2 separate regions of the Mus musculus genome follow, and region 1 is linked to region 2. A link is a loop called in an ENCODE intact Hi-C map of the cell type or tissue named here. Cell type or tissue: gastrocnemius. All regions are shown on one strand. Links, peaks and the distances in the headings refer to the core of each region. The heading gives the core; the rest is flanking DNA.

Region 1 (10,065 bases), core at 1,443-9,442, 71 kb after region 2:
GCCTAGTGAGGAGGTGACAATAGACCTTCCCTCTGGGTGGAGAGGGCATGGAGAGTGAGCTGTCATTTTCTTTGTGTTTGTCTGTAGCATGCTGGTGGCCGCCATCCAGTCTGCAGGACTCATGGAGATCCTCAACCGGGAAGGGGTCTACACTGTTTTTGCTCCCACCAATGAAGCGTTCCAAGCCATGCCTCCAGAAGAACTGAACAAACTCTTGGGTAAAGACTAAGTTAAGCAGATCTCCCCACTGTTCTGAAAAGGCAGTCTCTCGGGCCGCGGCAGGAGATAAGCGATGCCTTACAAAGGGACTTGGTGTTGAGGCTGTACTGTAGACATGTGGGCAGGATTAGGGGGACAGTAAATGGTGACAATGGCGAAAAATGGGATGGAGTGAGGGCAGGAACCGGGGTACTTTGGACAAAGGACACAGGAAACAGTCAGAGCCATTTACAGTCATAGTAGGTGCATGGCAAAGGGGGCCCTGAGTATCACACCCAACCTTCCTTCCTTCCTTCCTTCCTTCCTTCCTTCCTTCCTTCCTTCCTTCCTTCCTTCCTTCCTTCTTTATTTCTTCCTTCCTTCTCACTTCCTTCTTTATTCCTTCCTTCTTCCTTGCTTCCTTCCCCCTTCCTTCTTTCTTTCCTTCCTTCCTTCCTTCTTTATTTCTTCCTTCCTTCCTTCTCACTTCCTTCTTTATTCCTTCCTTCTTTCCTTGCTTCCTTCCCCCTTCCTTCTTTCTTTCCTTCCTTCCTTCTTTCTTTATTTCTTCCTTCCTTCCTTCTCACTTCCTTCTTTATTCCTTCCTTCTTCCTTGCTTCCTTCTTTCCTTGCTTCCTTCCCCCTTCCTTCTTCCTTCCTTCCTTCCTTCCTTCCTTCCTTCCTTCCTTCCTTCTTTCCTTCCTCCTTCCTTGCCTCCTTCCTTCTTTCCTTTCTTCCTTCTTTTCTCCTTCCTTCCTTGCTTCCTCCTTCCTTGAGCCAGTTGACTTTCACCCGGTTATAAGAGGGCAGAGATGATACCATTTTGATTCCTTGGGCCCAGTGCCAAGCAAAGGAAATTAGGCCAATGATAATCAGTCCAGTCCCTGAGGTGTGCTTCCCACTGGGGATCTGTGATAATGAAACTATTCACTTGCATTAAATGTCCTCAGAGATTTAAAAAAAAAAAAAAAAAAAAAAGCCTCCCGAGAGGAACTTAGCTGAGGATGGTGGCTAAGAAAGTGAGTGAGCTCTGGTTGAGCTGCTGAGCCTCAGTTTCCCAATTTTTTTTAAATGAGGTTGGCAAGGGTCCCCGGCTCACTGTGATACAAACAGAATGTGCACACAGGACAAGACACACATGCTCCATCGATAGTGGCAATGACAGTGAGGGGGATGGACAGTGAGGGGGATGGAGGATGGGCTTGAGCTCTGATGCGTGCACACCCTTCCAGAAAGGCGAGCAAGGGGAGGAAGCAGTGTAGCCAGCCTTAGAGCAAACACTGTTTATCCATCCTTTCCAGAAGAATAGAAGGCTCAGGTTGCAGTCAGCAAGGAGCTAAATTTGTGTCCTGTTTAATTTTCTTTACGGCCAAGCAAATGCCTGTGTCTGTGGTGCTGACGCAGGTCCTTGGAAAAGGGGAGAAGTTCACGCTGAACATAAACTTCCCTTCCGTCTCTCAGCCCTGTAAGAATAGAATATTCCCCAGGTGGCTTGTGCCGGCTCAAATTCCCTCCCTTGTCAGTTGTGTGAGAGTGGAGGAGGGGTGTGGAGAAAGTTCCTCAAACAGCCCCAAAGTCCCTGTGGCTAGAGGAAATGATGCCTGGGGAAGGAAGGATGACCCTGGTGTTGAAAGTCTGGACAGGAGGCCCTGGATCTAGGGGGTTGCCTTCTTTTTGCACCATGCTGTGGGCCATATTTTTATAGAAGGCGATCCCTTACCAGCTTCCATGTAGATGCCAGGGAGTTCCTTAGTATTGGTGGCTCTACTCCTTAGCTCTCTATAGATGTGTCAGTAACCAGAACTTTCTAAAATGCTTTAAATTTTCCTTTGAGTTTCATGACCCAGGGAATAGCCACTTAAGCCCTGGAGAAATCAGCTTTTGGCTGGCTCGGGGAGGATCCGAAACCAGGGGGTGGGGGGTGGGGGAGCTGGCAGGTTTAGGTTCAGTCTCTCATGTAACTCAGGAAAGGCATCAATGCCTGCCCCAGTTGGCAGAGAAGTGGATGTGGCCTGGAAGGATGTGCACACAGGAAGGTGTGTGTGTGTGTGGGGGGGGTGCTGCTCAGGGAACTGCTTCAGCCCTGACCTCATCGGCTCCACGGCTCCTCCGAAGCACAGCTGTTCAATCTTCCAAGTTCTCCCTCAAGGAAATAGCTATCTCCAGCCGAAAATGCACTTGAGGGCATAATGTGTAAATATTTCACTACTGTGTTATAGTCGGCGGGAGCCACGTCAAATGGTGAAGGGTCCCAGATGCTGATGCTGGAAAGGTCCCTGGCTTTCCAGGCAAATATTTAGCTCATGGAAACATGACTCATACTCAGAGAGGAGTATGGATTAACTCCTTCTTAGCCACCACGGAGCCTTGCTTAACCTGCTGGCTACAGGGCCATGTCACAGTCATGGTCATCTGCTCACCGTTAAGCAGATGGTAGGTCCTGGGCTGTATACACAGTAGGTACTCAGTGAGCATTTCTGCTTGTTCAGCAAGTCATCCTGTTCTGCAGAAACCACAGGTGTCTTCTCTTGTTCCAGAGCCTCATCGGTCACCGCTCTTGGGCTTAACAGTGTCTCCTCCCTCCTCAATCTTACAGCAAATGCCAAGGAACTTACCAACATCCTGAAGTACCACATTGGTGATGAAATCCTGGTTAGCGGAGGCATCGGGGCCCTGGTGCGGCTGAAGTCTCTCCAAGGGGACAAACTGGAAGTCAGCTCGGTGGGTGATATGGATTGTGTAGAGGCGCTTTAGAAAGTAGGAAGTAGATACTCATCTCAAGAGAGCAGTCTCCTATCTTCTCCCCCAGATCCAGTCCCAAACCCAGGCACTCATCAAGCTCTTGCATGAGCTGCATCTTAAGAGGTCCTCCCATGCTGCATCTTAAGAGGTCCTCCCATGCTGCATCTTAAGAGGCACTCCCATGCTGACTTAAGGGGTCCTCCCATGCTGACTTAAGAGGTCCTCCCATGCTGATGCTGCTCTGGGAGCATCTCTCACTGGGTACCACTCAACTTTAGAGCTGTGTTCAGAGGGTTCCTACCTGGAAAGAGCCAGCCTGACTCAGCAGGACCCCATGTGGATAGGAGCTGGCTGTGGTTCTCTGTTCCTTTCTCTGGATCTTTGCTGTCCCCTGCTCACCAGTTCCCAGGGGAACATGGGAAGACATGGCAGGTGGGAGGAAGACAGGGAGAGATCTGTTTAACTTAAAGTTACTGAAGGTCTTTCGGGACTGCATTTCAGGTGTTGAGAGCCTGTCTGTCACAGGCACATGGGCTGTTCAAGAAAACATTCACCCTGAGGGCGCCTTCCCACCTATGTAGCTTCAAGGGGTTTTATGGCCTCTCTTGCACCTCAGCTCCTATTTCTGTTAAGAGACAGTCTCCTTGCCCCCCATTGCGTTGAGGGTAAGAATCCAGCTAATTGCACTGTGCTGAGCCTACATAAGGCAGGAGAAGTCTGCAGAGGGCAAGGGCGGCTGCTCACCAGCGAAGCCTGGCTACTTACTCACCAAATAGGTTCACAGTCAGCGGATGCCCACAGAGTACATGGAGCCAGAGAGCTCTGCATTTAACAACGGTTGTCTTTTCTCTTAGAAAAACAATGTAGTGAGTGTCAATAAGGAGCCTGTTGCCGAAACCGACATCATGGCCACAAACGGTGTGGTCTATGCCATCAACACTGTTCTGCAGCCGCCAGGTGAGGTCCTCTGTGTGGTCCTAACCTAACACTGCCCATGAGTGTGGCTCACTGAGAAGTGAATCAGGGACTGTGTGTTTTTTTAAATTTATTTATTATTATAATTAAGTACACTGTAGCTGTCTTCAGACACACCAGAAGAGGGTGTCAGATCTCATTACAGGTGGTTGTGAGGCACCATGTGGTTGCTGGGAATTGAACTCAGGACCTTTGGAAGAGCAGTCAGTGCTTACCTGCTGAGCCATTTTGCCAACCCAGGACTGTGGTTTTAAGATGACATGCTACAGAACTTGAGGCATACTGCTGTCTTACCCCAACTCTGACATTATCCAGTATGAATATTTGTGTGGATGCTGGTGGCAGAAAAGGCCCGGATGTTGTGTGTATACCTGGGACAGTGGTGGCAGACCATGCGTGGCTATGTGTCCATTGAGATGCCGGTGGCAGGCTGTTTTTCCTTTCTCTCTAGCCAACCGACCACAAGAACGAGGAGATGAGCTGGCAGACTCTGCCCTTGAAATCTTCAAACAGGCGTCAGCGTATTCCAGGGTATGTGTTCCACCAGTGGGCCACAGCTGAGGAAAGCGGCCCTAGGATCTACCTCACCAATGGGGGCAGTCACCCTGAGTCCATGCTGTGGCTTTCTGGCTGTCCTGGCTGTCTGAATTAGTCATTTGTTTTCCAAGGCTAACCTATCTTCTGCAATGTCTTGGTTACTTCAGTGTGTGTGGAGTTGGGTCAGGCCAAGCCTGTTAGAGCTTACTAAAGCTTTGGTTTCTAGAGAAGAGGTTTCAGGGTAGAGTCCTGACCCCAGACGCCAGAGTGGTAACATGGGCAATCCACTTTTGGACAGAGATCTCTTCCAGAAAGGCTGAGCTCCTACTCTTGGGAGATGTTTCAGCTGGCACACCAGCTCCCAGCTCTGGTCTCAGTGAAGAAGCTTAGCTTGGGGTTCCCCCAGGGATGTCTACCTTCTACATAAGTCCCCATTTGAAAGGGGGCTCATGCACCCAAGGGACACTCCCTGGGGGGCTCTTTGGAGCCTGTGGGCTCAAGTTTCCCCCTTCTCTCCTCTACCTCAGCATTTGTTTTAAGTGGGAACGGTAAAGTGCAAGGCGCCTCCATATGCAGGTTCTGTGACAATATGTACTAAGAAACCTGACAACTCAGGGTGGCATAGCACAGCTACAGTCCCACTCCAGATGACTGCTACAAGTTCCAGGCCAGCTTGGTCTACATGTCAAGTTCCAGACCAGCCAGGGGGAAGGGAAGGAGAGAGGGAGAGACAGAGGAGGAGGGAAGAAGAAAACAAAAGAAACCCTGACCCACTCTTGTGTTTATTTGTTCCTTAGGCTGCCCAGAGGTCTGTGCGACTTGGTAAGTGTCTAACTTTACAGTCCCATCTGAGCTAGTGAGTCCCCAGCAGACCCAAGCCTGCAATCTGTTGTGTACAGATCGAAACATGGCACACAGTAAAACAAGCTTGGCTTCCAGGTCAGAGGAGCAGGGTAAACGGGGGTCAGACAGAGAATGGAGTTTCCCTCTCTGTAACATGGAAATAGTGGAGTAACAGCCTCTTAGGGTGGGTGTGACATGGGGCTCAGGGAGCCTGGGAAGACTGCACAGGGCTTGGCAGGTGCCTGCTCTGAGGATATCACTCCACACTGTAAGATGAGGAATTCTACCATCCCCCAAAGCCCCTGCTGTGTACAGGAACTGGGGAACATGGCAGAGGGAAGCCACGTGGCTTCTGTGCCTGAGATTCTGAAGCTGGGCCTGATGGTACACAATCCTAACTCCTTGGCGATCTGAGGCAGGAGGATTGCAAGCTGTAGGCCTAGATAGGCTATGGGATGTGTACAGAGCTGATCAGTCTAGTGAGACCTCATAAATAAGTGGGAAAGGGGTGTTGACAATCGCCTTTGTCTGGCATGCATGCCGCTCTGGGTTCATTCCCCTAGTACCAAGACTGAAAGACTAAATAAGAGTCCTCGACAGACAGTGGGGCACCCGCACCTCACTGGCTTTCGTGCATCTCATGTTTTCAGCCCCTGTCTATCAGCGGTTACTGGAGAGGATGAAGCATTAGCAGGAAGACCGAGGAGGAGAGCCCTGCAGCAGCTTCCCGCCAGTTTCTCTCAGTTTGCCAAAGAGACCATTGAATGTTTTTGAAACCAAAGAGCACACTTCAACATACATGGGCTGCACCATATTGAGATCTGAGCCTTGGACGGGTAGGGAAGGGGTTAAGGGGAGAAAGGTTCTTTTTAGCTTTCGATCCCTCCAAACGTGGTTGTTAACCCATTGAATATACAGATCTGGCAGTCATAGCTTGGCACCAAATTCCCGAAAGGACCTCTCGAAAGCATGGAATTTCCTGACTGTGCCAAGGGCCTGGATAAAGGGGAACTACGGCATCTTGGAGCTCACAAATGTGAATCAAGCAGTCCGGCATTCTGGAAAGCCTTGGCATGGTTCTGTAAAGCTCTTGTACCGCTGGAGAAACGGCATCACTATAAGCTATGAGTTGAACTGTTTCTGTCAAGTATGTCTTGTGTCCACACATGGTTTGGATGCTTCTATATTGGCCCTGCCCAGGTAGAAAGGGTAAGAAGAACATGTAGAATCCAGATTCCCTGAGTGTGAGGGACCCATGGTGCATTTGTAATAATAAAACCAAAGAAACAAACACCTGTGTGCTAGCTGCGTGCTGGGGATAGGTTCTGCTCCTCGGTGCCTGCCTGCAAGCTGTTTCATCCCCCAAGTCTTCCCAAGAGCCGGTCAGCAGGGACCCCTGAGAGTGGTTATTTGGAATAGTTTCAGCAAGAGGCCGTTGGATGCCCACACAGCTTATGACAATGTGAACCTAACCCTGTTTGGACGTGTTTTCACCTAGTCCAGTGTCTTCGGTTTTCATGTCAACCCAATACTGTACCCTCTTGTTACCCTGAAACTCCTACTCCTTCCTTCCAGGAATGAGATGTGATCTTGGGTTGGGCTTTTGACAGCTTAGTCTTGCCAATATAGATTGTCATACAAGGGATGAGAGGGACATTCAAGGAAGGGAGAATATTAGTAACAACAACAACCAAAAAAAATAAAATAAAACAAAACAAACAAACAAACAAACAAAAACAAACAAACTGAGGCTGGAGCCTATCTCCTGGCTCCCAGAGACCAACACCCGACAAGAGAGCTAGTCTTCCCAGGCTCTGCTTCCTGGGCCAAACCATATGTAAGTTTCTCTCCTGCTCCCTCAACGTATGGCATCTAGACTGTGCTCAGCACTCTGGGGTCAATGCTATATGGCTGTGGTAGTGACTTAACATCAAAGGCCTTCTATGTAACAGATGGTGACCTGCTTCCTGGTGTTTGCAGATATGAGGGTAATAGAAGACATGGTCTATAGAGTTCTGTACAGTGTTACATCCTTGTTATCATGTCTTCTAAGATGCCCATGATCCTTGGTCCATATTTCACTTGGGTCTTTCCTGAAGGCAGCTGTATTACTGGAGAATGAGACACAGATACAACACACACACACATACACACATACATATACACACACGCACACATACACATGCACACACACACACACACACACACACACACACATGCGTAGTTAAAGCATAGCACCAGTCAATTCTGGGACTAGGGTGATGGACAAGGCAAGAAGTCTCCTTACATAGCTTTGAGTCTAGAGGAAGACAGATATTATATCAGTGCATTAAAATTGATCATCTGGGGGGATGGATAGATGGCTATGCTTAGAAGGGTGTGCTGCTCTCACAAAAGAACCTGAGTTGCATTCCCAGCACCCATGCCCTGAAGGTCACAACCACCCACAACTCCAGAACCAGGGGTCTCATGCCTTCTTCTGTCCTCAGTGGTCATATATGCATACCCCCACATACATGCACACAATTAATAAATCCCTTTTTCAAAAAAACCCCACTCATTCCTCATATACACAGGTATCTTTTGAGGGTCTCACACATACTCATCTTAGGTCCTGGGTAACAGATGTATCTTGGTGGTCATGAACTTTCCCGGTGAGTGGAGCAGCAAATGGTTGCTCAGCTAATGGCTCTAGTGTTCATTAACAAAGGAACCTGAGGAAATGGAGGTGTCCTAGGGTTTTACTGCTGTGAACAGACACCATGACCAAGACAACCCTTATAAGGACAACATTTAATTGGGGGTGGCTTACAGGATCAAAGGTTCAGTCCATTGTCATGAAGGTGAGAACATGGCAGCATCCAGGCAGACACGGTGCAGGAGGAGCTGAGAGTTCCACATCTTCATCTGAAGGCTGCTAGCAGAATACTGGCTTCTAGGCAGCTAGCATGAGGGTCTTAAAGCCCACACCCACAGTGACACACCTACTCCAAAAAGGCCATGCCTTCTAATAGTGCCACTCTCTGGGCCGAGCATATACAAACCATCATAGGGGGATGAGACAAATTAATAGCCTAGAACAGCCACTACATCCAGAAATGGGTGGTCCAGAGAGGAGCTGAGATGACCAACGGCAGAGTGAAGGTTGGAGCTCGGAGCTTGAGGAGACAGTGTGATGAGAGGTGACACACAGCCTCGTGTGTGTGTCCAGTCCCACTGCTTTCCCTGATGAGCTCAGACCCGCTCATCTGGTGCCTGGGCAGTCTTCTGGTCTGCACTGTCATGACCATGCTCACATTGGATGTCAGGCCATTGCGTTTCACACACGATGCCCAAGGCTACAGCAGAACTAGAAGGGGCGACTTCCCTAACTCTCAAAGCCCTTTAAATTTTAAATAAAGCTCTGTGCTGAGGAGGTGGTCAGCAGTCTAGTACACTGGTACTCTTACAGAGTTTGGGTTTCCAGCTCCTGCGTGGTGGCTCACAACCATCTATAATTCCAGTTCTATGGGAAATCTGGTGTCCTCTTCTGACCCACCCCCCATGGGCACCATGTACACATTTGGTGCACATACAAACACACACAGAAAATAATAAAAACAAATCTCTTAAAACTCCTACAGGAGGATTCCTTAAAAAGAGCCAAGGCCAGCCTGGGTTTAAGGCATTCCCCCATCTTTTCTCCATTCGCCTTCTCCACATCTCTGCCTCAGTCCTTCCAAAGAGGGATTCTGCTCTTCTCTAACTCTCCCTGCAGTCTTCCTGTGGCTCAAAACCATAGGCAGTCTCCCTTCCCAGCCCTCTGTGGGGATCTGAGGTAGAGCCCTTTCAGCACAATGCCCAAGTGCTGGTTCTCCTAAAGGCTCAGGCTAAGCTTTAACCTGTGCTGCCATCTGGAGGTCTCCTGGGGCTGAGAAGTCTGCTTCTGGGGCTTTCCTGGGGTTGCGCCCCATCCAAGATCAAGAGCAGCCCAAATGGGTTAGAGGTTGCCCAGGTCTCACCTGAGTCCTGCCTCCTGAGCCTTAATCTAGGGAGAGAAGAGCATGAAGCAGAAGGTGGCTCTGCCTCTTGTTGCTGGTTTCTGGGATTACAGAGAGGAAAGCAAAGGCCATCACCATCTGGGGCAAGAAACCCCCAATGGTCAGCGACTGCCTAAATCTGGCTTCACTGGCCAACAGAGCAGACAGTCTTTCTGTTGGCTGAAGAGGGCCCACGGCGCTAAGCTGAAGTCTTGCATTCATTAGCTTTCTTCTGCAAGGCCGTGCGTAGGGAGCCGCAATGGAGATTTTTCACCCATTGCTACAGAAATGGAAGATGAGAATGGGAAACCAGTATCCCACATCTCAGCTTCAAAGCTCACACTGTGGACTTCTCTGCTTTCTCTGCCCACTGCACCAGGGCTAAATGAAACATGGGGGTCAGCCCTGAGCAAGCAGGACACAGGCAAAGGGGAACCCATTCTCCCAAGAGCACCCTTCCCCAGAAGACTAGCTCTCTGCCACACATCCTTGACTATAGTTTGCTGCCACACCACTGAGGGTCTGAGATTGGTGAGCAGCCACAGCCACAGCTCCTAGCAACATACCAACGCCGTGGGAGCCAGAGGGAGGCACCTTTGTGCTGGCGCCATGATCCAACGCTGGGCTTTGGGGAGCTGCAATGGAACAATGTGCTCAGGATCATTTCAGAGCCAGGAAAGAAGGCCCTGGAATGAAGGATGGGCCCAGTGCCCCACCCGCAGGAGTCAGAAGTCAAATAGGGTCGATTCAG
Region 2 (10,065 bases), core at 1,152-9,151:
GAAGTCATCATTTGAGCTACACCCATTGGCCAGGAAGCCCCTGGAATCCACCTGTCTTTGCCACCCACACCATGCCTGCCCCCTAGGAGTGAAGGCTTGCACTGCAGTGCCTGGCTTCAGTGGGTGGCAGGATCCCACAATGCCCGCAGCTGTGGCTTGCCTCCGGACCCGCTCTCCCGGGTGCTCACCTTTAATGCCTTTTAAGGTGTCAGTTGCTCGTTCTGTAGACGCACCCCACTGCAGTTGCGCATTCATTCTAAGCTTACTTTTGTCAGTGTCTTTTATATTTTGAGTTTTGATGTGCGTTGTCATCTTAGGATGAGAAGTTAAAAATATTTGACAGATAATTTATCCCTCCAGTACTGTTTGTTTACTAGAATGAATAAAATGTTCATGGAGAGGAGATCCCAAGCACTCATTTGAATAGTTACTAAGTTGCACAACTCTAAAATGGGCTAAGATTTTGCCTAGACTTTTATACTTCCTTAGACTGTTGTCACGGTAGGTTGTTTTTGTTTTGTTTTGTTTTGTTTTTTTGTTTTTTGGGTTTTTTGTTTTTGTTTTTGGTCAGAGCACAAATAAGTAAGAGCCAGGATGTGATGAGCAACTAGAGTTTTGTATAGAAGATAATGTCTCTCATGGACTTGACCGGGTATCAAGAAGCCACCCCTGTTGCTTCTCCCTCAGTTTCCCCAGCTGCACGGAACTTCTGTTGGAATGCCTGAGCCAGACAATTGGCCACAGCGCAAGGCTCCACTAGTGGGCGCCATTAAGCAGACCGTGAAACTTCCTGCTGCTGCTGCTGTATCTAGCCCTGGAGTACACGCTTGGATTTTTTAATTAATTAATTAATTAATTAACTTTACATCCTGATTGCAGTCACTCTCCCCTTCTCCTCAGAGAATGGAAAACCCCACCACCTCCACCTAGATACCAACTCATCCTAGCACATCAAGTAGCATGAGGTCTAAGCACATCCCCTCCTCCTGAGGCCAGACAAAGCAGCCCAGCTAGGGGAAAGGGATGCAAAGGTAGGCAACAGAGTTCAAGTCAGAGACAGCCCCCTCTCCAGTTATTAGTGAAACCACATAAAGAAAATATCCTGAGTGAGGTAACGCAGACCCAGAAAGACATGTATGGTATATACTCACATAAATTAATATTAGCCATAAAGTTCAAGGTAACCATGCTATAATCCACAGACTCAAAGAAGCTAAGTCACAATGACGGTCAAGGGAGGATGCTTGAATCTCACTCAGAAGAGAAATAAAACAGACATAGGAAGTGGGTGGAGGGAGGGAAATGAGTGGGAGAGGAGGGGGGGTGGGGTTTGAGATCAGATGTGGGGAGAGCAGGGTTGGGGTAAGAGGGCTGGGAGAGAGAAGGGAAATCAGTGGGTGGGTGGGGTGCATCTCTGGGACAAGCCAGGGATCTGGGACAGGGGAGGCTCCTGAGAGGATATGGGAGTGATCCTATCTGAGACTCCTAATAGTAGGGGGATAACGACCTGAAGTGGCCACTTCCTATAGGCAGACAGGACTTCCAGTGGAGGGAGTCGGACACCAATCCACCCACCAAACCTTTACCCAAAATTTCCCCTGATTACAAGTTGTGCAGAGATGAAGATGGAGCAGAGACTTAGGCAATGGCCAACCAATGACTGGCCCAACTTGAGACCCACCCAATGGGAGGAAGCCAACCCCTGACACTATTAATGATACTCTGATGTGCTTGCAGACAGGAGCCTAGCACAACTGTCATCTGAAAGGCTCCGTCCAACAGCTGATGGAAAAAGAGACCCACAGCCAAACTTTAGGTGGAGCTCAGGGAGTCTTGTGGAAGAGTAGGGGGAAGGATTGAGGGAGCTGGAGGGGTCAAGGACACCACAAGAAGACCCACAGGGCCAACTAACCTTGGGCCACGGGGGCTTACAGAGACTGAACCACCAACTAAGGAGCATGCAGAGGCTGGACCTAGGCCCTCGAACATATGTAGCACATTAGGATCTTAAATGACCCAGGACTGTGAAAGCTGCTGGGATAGTTGGATCCATCAGCTCTTCTCAAGGGTCATGCTGGCTTGATCCTCTGGTTCTGGGTCCTACTGACAGTGGAAGTTTGCAGTTTTGACACCAGGTGTGTTACCATTGAAACGGTTTATCCTTTGTGGGGAAAGCTGGTCTGCATAGGTTGTGGCACCTGTTCCCCTTTAAGAAGGATATTAACTTATGGCTTCATATTGAAGGAAAGTGGTAGTCTTGAACAGTTTTCACAGACCAGAGATAGGTAGGTAGATAGATAGATAGATAGATAGATAGATAGATAGATAGATGATAGATAGATGATAGAAAGAGATAGATGTTAGATGATAGATTAATTAATAGATGATAGATAGGTTGATGATAGATAATAGATTGATAAATAGATGATAGCTGCTAAATAGATGCTTGATGATCTATTGATTGATAGATAGGTGATAGATAGATAGATAGATAGATAGATAGATATAGATAGATGACAGATATGGGGAGGCTTGAGTTGTTTAAATTTAGAGGGGAAATAACATTTGGGAATCTTTAGTATTTCTGGCAGATCTTCTCCATATCCAGAAGCCCTTCAGTCCCTAGGGCAAGGCTGGAGAGCAGAGACAACCTTAAGGCAGATGTGGGTCCAAATAGGCTCCCCAGATGCTCCTATCTGCTTGTCTGCCCCCCTGGAAATGTCCTTCATTCCCCCCTGTACTGGCATCTCATAACATGCCAGGCCCTGGGCAACTCATACACTGTGCTAAGGAGCCAGTCCACCTGGACTCAAGCCTAGCCCACTCCCCAAGAACCTCGCTGGGGAAGAGACAGGGTACCCTGCACCTTCCTCTCCTCTGCTGAGGTTGGGGATAAGAGCAGAGACTCATTCTATTCAGTCAGTGTTGTGGTTTGGATCTGGAATGGCTCTGAAAAGCTCCTGTGTTAAAGTCTCTCTCCCGAGCAAGCTGTTCCTGAGAGGGGTGATGTTCAAAGGCCTGGTGGGGCACTGAGGGGTGTGCCCTTGGTGTGGGACTCCCAGCTCTTCCTCTGTCTTCAGTGTTTTACACCCCAGCCTTACTCATTCTTCTACACCATGATGCACTGTCTCACCACAGGCTCAAAAGCAACACGAACCATGGACCATAAACTGTGATCCCCCCCCCCCCCCGCCCCACCGCAACAAACCTTTTTTCTCTATAAGCTGATTCTCTCAGGTGCTTTCTCACAGTAAAAGAAAGCTTATCAACACAGAGAGACAAAGCATACACAGAACCCGGGCTGCAGAGGGAACCTGGAAATGTTCACTGTAGTTCCCGACAGCTGGAGATGTTCATCTCCTACACACTGATACTCAACACAGAAATCTTTCTAAATGTTCAATTTCGTTATAACACCAGCAAATTATTAAAAGGATAGATATGAGTGTGTCCATAGCTGCTGTTTACTTTCTTAGTTTTTGTGAGATAGATGTATAAAATCAAAATTAAATAGCTATAAAAAACTGATATTCTTTGAAAATGTTCATTTTTCCTAGATGCCTCTCTTCAACCTCTGATTTTAAAGATAATAAAGAAACCCATGATGTTACTACAGACAAAAGGATTCTCATATTTCTTCTGTAGCCTTTTTTTTTTAAGTAGAAAGATGCTGTTTATGACTGACTAAATAGTCCTTTCAACTTTAATCTGGATAATTAGCTGCAATCACTTTTTTTTTTTTCTCAGAAGGGAATAGTGAAGTGTTTGACTTCACACGTTGGCAATCATGTTGTGGGTGTCGCTCAGAACTAGGCCTGAATACCAACTTGTAATATATTCGAATGTGTCACAGGATATGAATTCTCCTCTTGACATTGGTCAAAATTAACACATCATAGCCCCTGCCAAAGGATGCTCTGGGATGGGCTTGGCCTTCAAAGCCATATATTCAGTTTGGTGCATTCCAAACCTGAGCGTAGGAGCTGGGGCTATAAATAGCGTGCCCAGTTGGACAACAGCGTTGCCATCCTAATGAGATCATTTCCAGGAAAACATTAAAATGCAGCAATGGGAATAACATCTGGCCGCCCGGCAGTCGCTTTTGATTTAGGAAGCTCGCTGTGCCTTGCCGCTAACTCACTAACTTGAGAGGCAGTGGATAGATGCAAGGCTCCCTTGATTAACAGTGTTTATCCCCGGCCCATCTGATTCCACACCATCCCACAGCAAAGGAACACAGTCTGTGGCTTACAGTGTTTGAGCTTGGATTTCTGAACTTTATGATGGCATAAAAGCAATATGCATTCAGCAGAAACCGCGTGTCATATTTTGAGTTGTGATCCTTTCCTGGGCTAGCACTGTGTGGTGTGTGGTACTTAGTTGCAGCCTTCTGTGAGTTAGGTGTGACATAAGCAGAAATAGTATTTGCAAGTTTTATAAAGTGTTTTTACTTTACTTTTTAAAGTGTGTGTGTGTGTATGTGTGTGTGTGTGTATGTGTGTGTGTGTATGTGTGTGTATATGTGTGTGTGTGTGTGTGTGTGTATGTGTGTGTGTGTGTGTGTGTATGTGTGTGTATGTGTGTGTGTGTGTGTAAGTGTGTACAGGGCCAGAGGGAGCTTCAGATTCCTTTGGAGCTGAAGTCACAGGCAGTTGTGAGCCAACCCATGTAGGTGCTGGACCTAAGAAAAAACAGTGTGATGGTTTGTGTTATGTTTGGCCCAGGGAGTGGCACTATTTGGAGGTGTGGTCTTATTGGAGTGGGCGTGGCCTTATTGGAGTAGGTGTGGCCTTGTTGGAGTGGGTGTGGTCTTGCTGAAGAAAGTATGTTACTGTGGGCATGGGTATAACTTTACTTTTTTCATACCTTACTTTTAATGACGATTCTTAAATGCTTTAACCTTCCTTGTAGCCCACCACCCACCAGAGGTAGTGGAAAGGAAAGGATAAGGGGGAAATGGACTTGTTTGGAAAGGCTCTTTGGAGCAACTCCTGTCTGTGTTGTCTGGAAATCAGCGGTTCAGTTCACAGGTTAGCAGACAGGGGCAGCTCGATCCGCTCGCAAACATTTCATGGATACACTAGCGGTCCAGTTCAGTAGAGTTAGCAACAGTGGTGACACGGCCTAGCAGAGACAGCCAGGCCTCAACCTCAGTTCCAGCCAGCAGGAGGACAGCAGGAACACCAGGAGAAGTTCTCATCTGTGCCTCTCTCAGGGAAGCGAAGATCAGCGAAGACTGGAGATCCACAGGGGTTGCACAGCTAGCTGTACCAGCAAGCCAAGCTCTATCTCCGGCACTCTGTGGAGTCCTATTTATACCCTCCAAACATCACATGTCTTCCATGTACCTTGCCTCAGCATGTGTATCCAATCAGCCCGGGTCCTTGGAAGCAGCCACAAACTGCAGCACACCACCACAAGTTTTTTTGGTGTGTTTTTCTCTATGGAGTCCCTACAAATGCAGCTCAACTACACAGTGTAAGGTGAACCAATGCATGTGTGTTGTTAGCAAAGAATCCTTCACGTGTCCTTTCATGTGCTTGCTTTAGCAGAACATCCTCTCTCATGTGTCTGTTTCAGCGAAATGTTCCTTCATGAGGCTGCCGTAGCCTTTCACACCTGTGTCTGCTTTAACAAAACATCCCTTCACGTGTTTGCCTCAACAAAATACAACCCAACCGACTTTCCAAATATCCCTTAAGTTTCCACTTCACATGGGCTTTAAGACCCTAGTCCTAGCTGCCTGGAAGTCAGTATTCTGCTAGCAGCCTTTAGATGAAGGTGCAGAACTCAGAATTCTCAGCTCCTCCTGCACCATGCCTGCCTGGATGCTGTCATGCTCCTATCTTGATGATAATGAGCTGAACCTCTGAACCTGTAAGCCAGCCCCAGTTAAATGTTGTCCTTATAAGAGTTACCTTGGTCATGGTGTCTGTTCGCAGCAATAAAACTCTAACTAACACAAACAGCAAGTGCTATTAGCCCCTGGGCCATCTCTCCAACCCCTTATAAATCGACTTTAAATGGAGGTGGTGAGTCCCCATCTTTGTGTTTCCATCCTGTACTTGGAATGGGATCTCAGTGGTTGCAAAACAGCAGCCATTTTGGACTGGGGCAAGGTTGAAGGATGAATACATGTATCTGGTGTGAGTGTGAGTGTGTGTGTGTGTGTGTGTGTGTGTGAGTGTGAGTGTGGGGGGGGGGTATTGAGAGAGAGAGCATCTATGTCTCTAACATCATGGAGTGCTATCCCTGATCCTTGCCATGAAGGGTCATTATAGTCCTAGTCAGAATACAGAATCCCAAACTATTGTGGGAAACAGCCCAGAAATAGTTCTGTGCACTAAGATAGAAATTGGTAGCCTAATGATTTATCAGAAGAAAACACTTTATTTTTTTTTAAAGAATTATTTTTTTTATGTGTATGAGTACACTTCTTCAAACACACCAGAAGAAGGCATCAAATCTCATTATAGATGGCTATGAGCCACTGTGTGGTTGCTGGAAATTGAACTCAGGACCTCTGGAAGAGCTGTCAGTGCTCTTAACCTCTGAGCCATCTCTCCAGCCCAAGAGAAAACTTTCTGCAACTACTGCTTGGTCAAGCTGTATAAAATCTCCAAACGTGTGGAAACGTGTCTGCTTTGCAGGTTGTTGAAGCAGCATGGAGCATGTGTCCGTTGTCCATCTTTAATCACAACATAGATGCCTCCCTCATCTCCATTGCCCTCATGTGCTTTTTTTTCTGCCAGTTACTTTAACACTGTTAGAGCTGTGCCTGCTCCCTTTGCTGTTGATTTGTGCAGTAGTATTTTGAGGCAAGGGCAGATGGGCCTGCATGGTGAGTTCTGGGCCTGGAGAGAGCAAGACCTTCTCTCATGAACAAATGCATAGAACAAAGAAAGAATGGGAAGAAAAACGTAAAGCAAACAAACAAGAGAATTAAACACACTGAGAAAGAGGGCAAAGGTAAACAGAAATGCCCCTCCCCCTCCCCTCACAGCTCCCGACCTGGTCTCTGCTGGAGACAGTCCCACTTTGTGGAGTTTAATGGTTTGATAGCTAAAGGTTTTCAAGCCTCACCCCTCCCTTTTGGTCCATCTGCTTGAGGAATCTGGTGAGAAACGGGGTCCTCCTGCTTGCATCCCCTTGAATGAGGGCTCCTCCCCGCATCCCTTTAGTTTGACCGCTTGTACCTTGACCAACCTGGCCAGTCTCCTCCCTCATCTATTGTGTCTATCATGAAAACGATCCACGTTTTTTTCCTCTAAATTTTAGTTACTATATTTCTAATTTCTAAACCTTCCAGGTGGCCATTGGCCCAATAACAGACATGGAAAGCAAGACCCAGAGAGAAACCCCCTCAGCTGTAGACACAAAGATGTCACCAACATGCAATGGGGATTAAAAAGAGAGAGAGAGAGACATCCTTTACCATGAGTGGTGCTGGCAATGAAGGAATAAATGAGAATATTAATTAAATCCAGTGACTTAGATCCATGTGGATCGATCAGTCTTCCCAGAGCTGCTCCGTGTGCCCTCATGAGGCTCAGTCACTGAGCAGACCTGGCCATTTTTATCCTATGGTGAGTCTGATATTTATAAACTTTCTGTAGAGGCAGAACACAAACATGCGGTTTTAACTGCAGAAAGGAACTCTGTTCGCTCTCCCCAGGTTCCTCAGCACCCCTGCAAGCCAGGGAAAGCTGGAAAGAACTTCAGAGACTGAGATGACGCAACGTGAGCGACATCCCCGAGATGCTTGGCTCCTCTGTCTGGTGTGCAGCCCTTCAGGCTTCACCGAAAGCATGGATTGTACATCTTGCTTCCTCGAGTCCAGGAGGAGATCTACTTGATCCCCAGAGCTGTAGAAAGTCTGTTGACAAGCCCAAGCCACAGATCTGATCAGTCCCGTAGAAACCGTGAACAGGCGTGTTCCTTCCATCATCCAAAATGGCTCCTCTGCTATACTTCATCTCTACCTGGTCCCCACCCTATGTAAGCACCTTTTCCAGTCCCGGTACCAGCTAGATGATGTAAGACCACCCTACTTCCTCCCTATCTAAGAAACCCAACTTGAGTGTAAAACTGGGAAAGATGAGGATGCTGAGCTGAGCAAGGCTGTAGATTGTTCTGGGGATGCTGAGGCTCCACCCCCACCCTCCAGAATTGTTGAGTCAGGGTGTTTTCCACAAACTTCGTGGCATGATTTTAACGTAGGTGACCCCTCTCCCAAGGCTAAATTCCGTTTGTAATGAACTGGCTAGTCTGTATGTTGGTTCTCCTGTGGCCTTGCTCTAAGAACTTAGACAACTCACTCTGTATCCCTGAGTTTAATAATTTGTTATCAGGAGACGGGGTTACCAACTCACACCAGGTCCTCAGACGCTCTGTGTGAGTGTGCAAAGTGAGCACACCTGCTATTGCCTGCCCTGAAACAGCCTTGTTCCGTAGTGTGGTCTCCTGCCAGGCAGGCTTTACGAGATGTTCTAGGCTCCTCCTTGTGTGTTAGTATAAATTAAGGCTGTTCACAACAACACTGTTGCTATAGTTTCAGTTAGAACACCCCTACAGGGTCAGGTGCTGAAGATGGATCTGTTTACAGACACCAACATCGCCCTCGGCTGTTGGCACTTTAATGGAAGGTTGTGGATCTTGGGTGCAGCTGTGTGAAGGGTATACAGCTCATGTCCTGGTTCTGGCCACTATCTGTGCCCTAGTAAGTCACCTCATGAACTCCACCCCACCCTCTCCTGCTTTCGAGGACAGTACAGCTCTCAGTGCCTTCCCACTCCAGTGGAGTAACACTTCAGAAAACAGGCACCAAACCAGCCTTTCCTCCATGAGGTTGTGTCTGCTGGTCATGGTGATGCAGCAGTGACTGATAGCACTTTTATTTTTTATTATCTAAGGGTTTTAAGAAAAGGACTCACAACATAGCTCTGGGCTAGCATCAAATCTGTCATATAATCCGTGTTAGCGTTACACTAACAAGTGTCCTTGTCAGGCCTCAGCCAATGCTGGGTTTGCAGGCGTGTGCCACGATGCTCATATTACAGCAATGTTCTTTGTGGCCATGAGTGGTGGTAGCCTTCATGTGACTATTCATACCACCCTAGTGCCACAGCTTTGGGGGATGGGATGGAGGTGACATGGAAGTTTGAGAATGACCTCAGAACTGCTGGTTGGCGTTTGGTTTGCGCTTGTCTGGTTGTCCCTGAATGTCGGACAGTTGGCTCTGGGTGACTTCAGTAGGAGGAAGCCTGTAATTAAACATATTTGTTTCTGACCTGGACTCACTTTAGATTCTCCCAGCCTGCCAATAGAACAGTTGACAATCATCCAAAAATTGCTGTTAACTCAAGATGGCAAATAGAGATAAGGAAATAAAACCATTGTAGCGCTTTCTGGTCCTTGGTCAAAGCATGATTTATCATCTTTAAAGCAAAGCGTGCATTTTGTTTTTAACAGCCATTTAGAGGTGGAGTGTCAAAACGGAAGGATACGGCTAAGAAAGGTACATGCTCGCTGCTTGTGGAAACTGGCTGCAGCTGATGTCTGACTAGATTGGATGGCACACATTGTAATTATGAAGGTATTTATTAAATTGTATTCGGGCTTTGTACCAGGAATAAAGAAAAGACAGAGAGTCCAATTCCCTTCCTGTTCTGTGTAACTGTGTTCCAGGAAAGAGCTGTTGCCTCCGTGGTGTGGTGATTTTTCGGTGTCTCATTACTTAGGAGAGAAGCTGGAGGGAAGGAGACATGAATCTGGCCCAGTCAAATGGCAAGGGCCTTGGCCCACATCAGGGTCCAAGGAGAGCTCTAAGAACAGGACCTTTGACTCCTGACAGTGTTTATACATCATGATGCAAAGGGGCCGGTCAACCTATTGGTGCACCGGAGAGCAAAACCACACAGGGTTTCCCGGGGCCACATGAGGGGTTTGGGATTCCATCCTGGTGGTGGTGGTGGTGGTGATGGTGGTGGTGGTGATGGTGGTGCACTGGCCATGTTTGAGCAGAACACATCTGTGTCTACAACTGTCGTTTTGAAAAGATGTCTC

The links. A loop is a pair of places that touch in the nucleus more often than their neighbours do. Peaks named below come from ENCODE experiments on the same cell type or tissue, not always from the same donor. Only the 100,000 strongest peaks of a DNase experiment are listed, where the experiment ranks them.
Region 1: it touches region 2 in a loop (2.6-fold over the local background); 19 of 42 quality-filtered maps call a loop at or near these places.

Annotation. Positions count from the first base shown.
Region 1 is chr13:56,632,772-56,642,836 of GRCm38, forward strand. It overlaps Tgfbi (transforming growth factor, beta induced), which reads left to right. Exons shown (of 17, transcript NM_009369.5): 12 at 88-218; 13 at 2,795-2,919; 14 at 3,795-3,897; 15 at 4,367-4,446; 16 at 5,250-5,274; 17 at 5,946-6,588. The coding sequence ends at 5,986. Among named protein-coding and RNA genes, the nearest start is that of Gm40961, 28 kb to the right of the region's middle. In gastrocnemius, for the core only: a CTCF peak has its summit at 9,201 (motif pointing left); no DNase peak of the experiment used is centred there; H3K27ac peaks cover 1,337 bases.
Region 2 is chr13:56,562,497-56,572,561 of GRCm38, forward strand. No RefSeq gene overlaps it. Among named protein-coding and RNA genes, the nearest start is that of Gm32759, 18 kb to the right of the region's middle. In gastrocnemius, for the core only: no CTCF peak of the experiment used is centred there; no DNase peak of the experiment used is centred there; H3K4me3 peaks cover 284 bases; H3K27ac peaks cover 837 bases.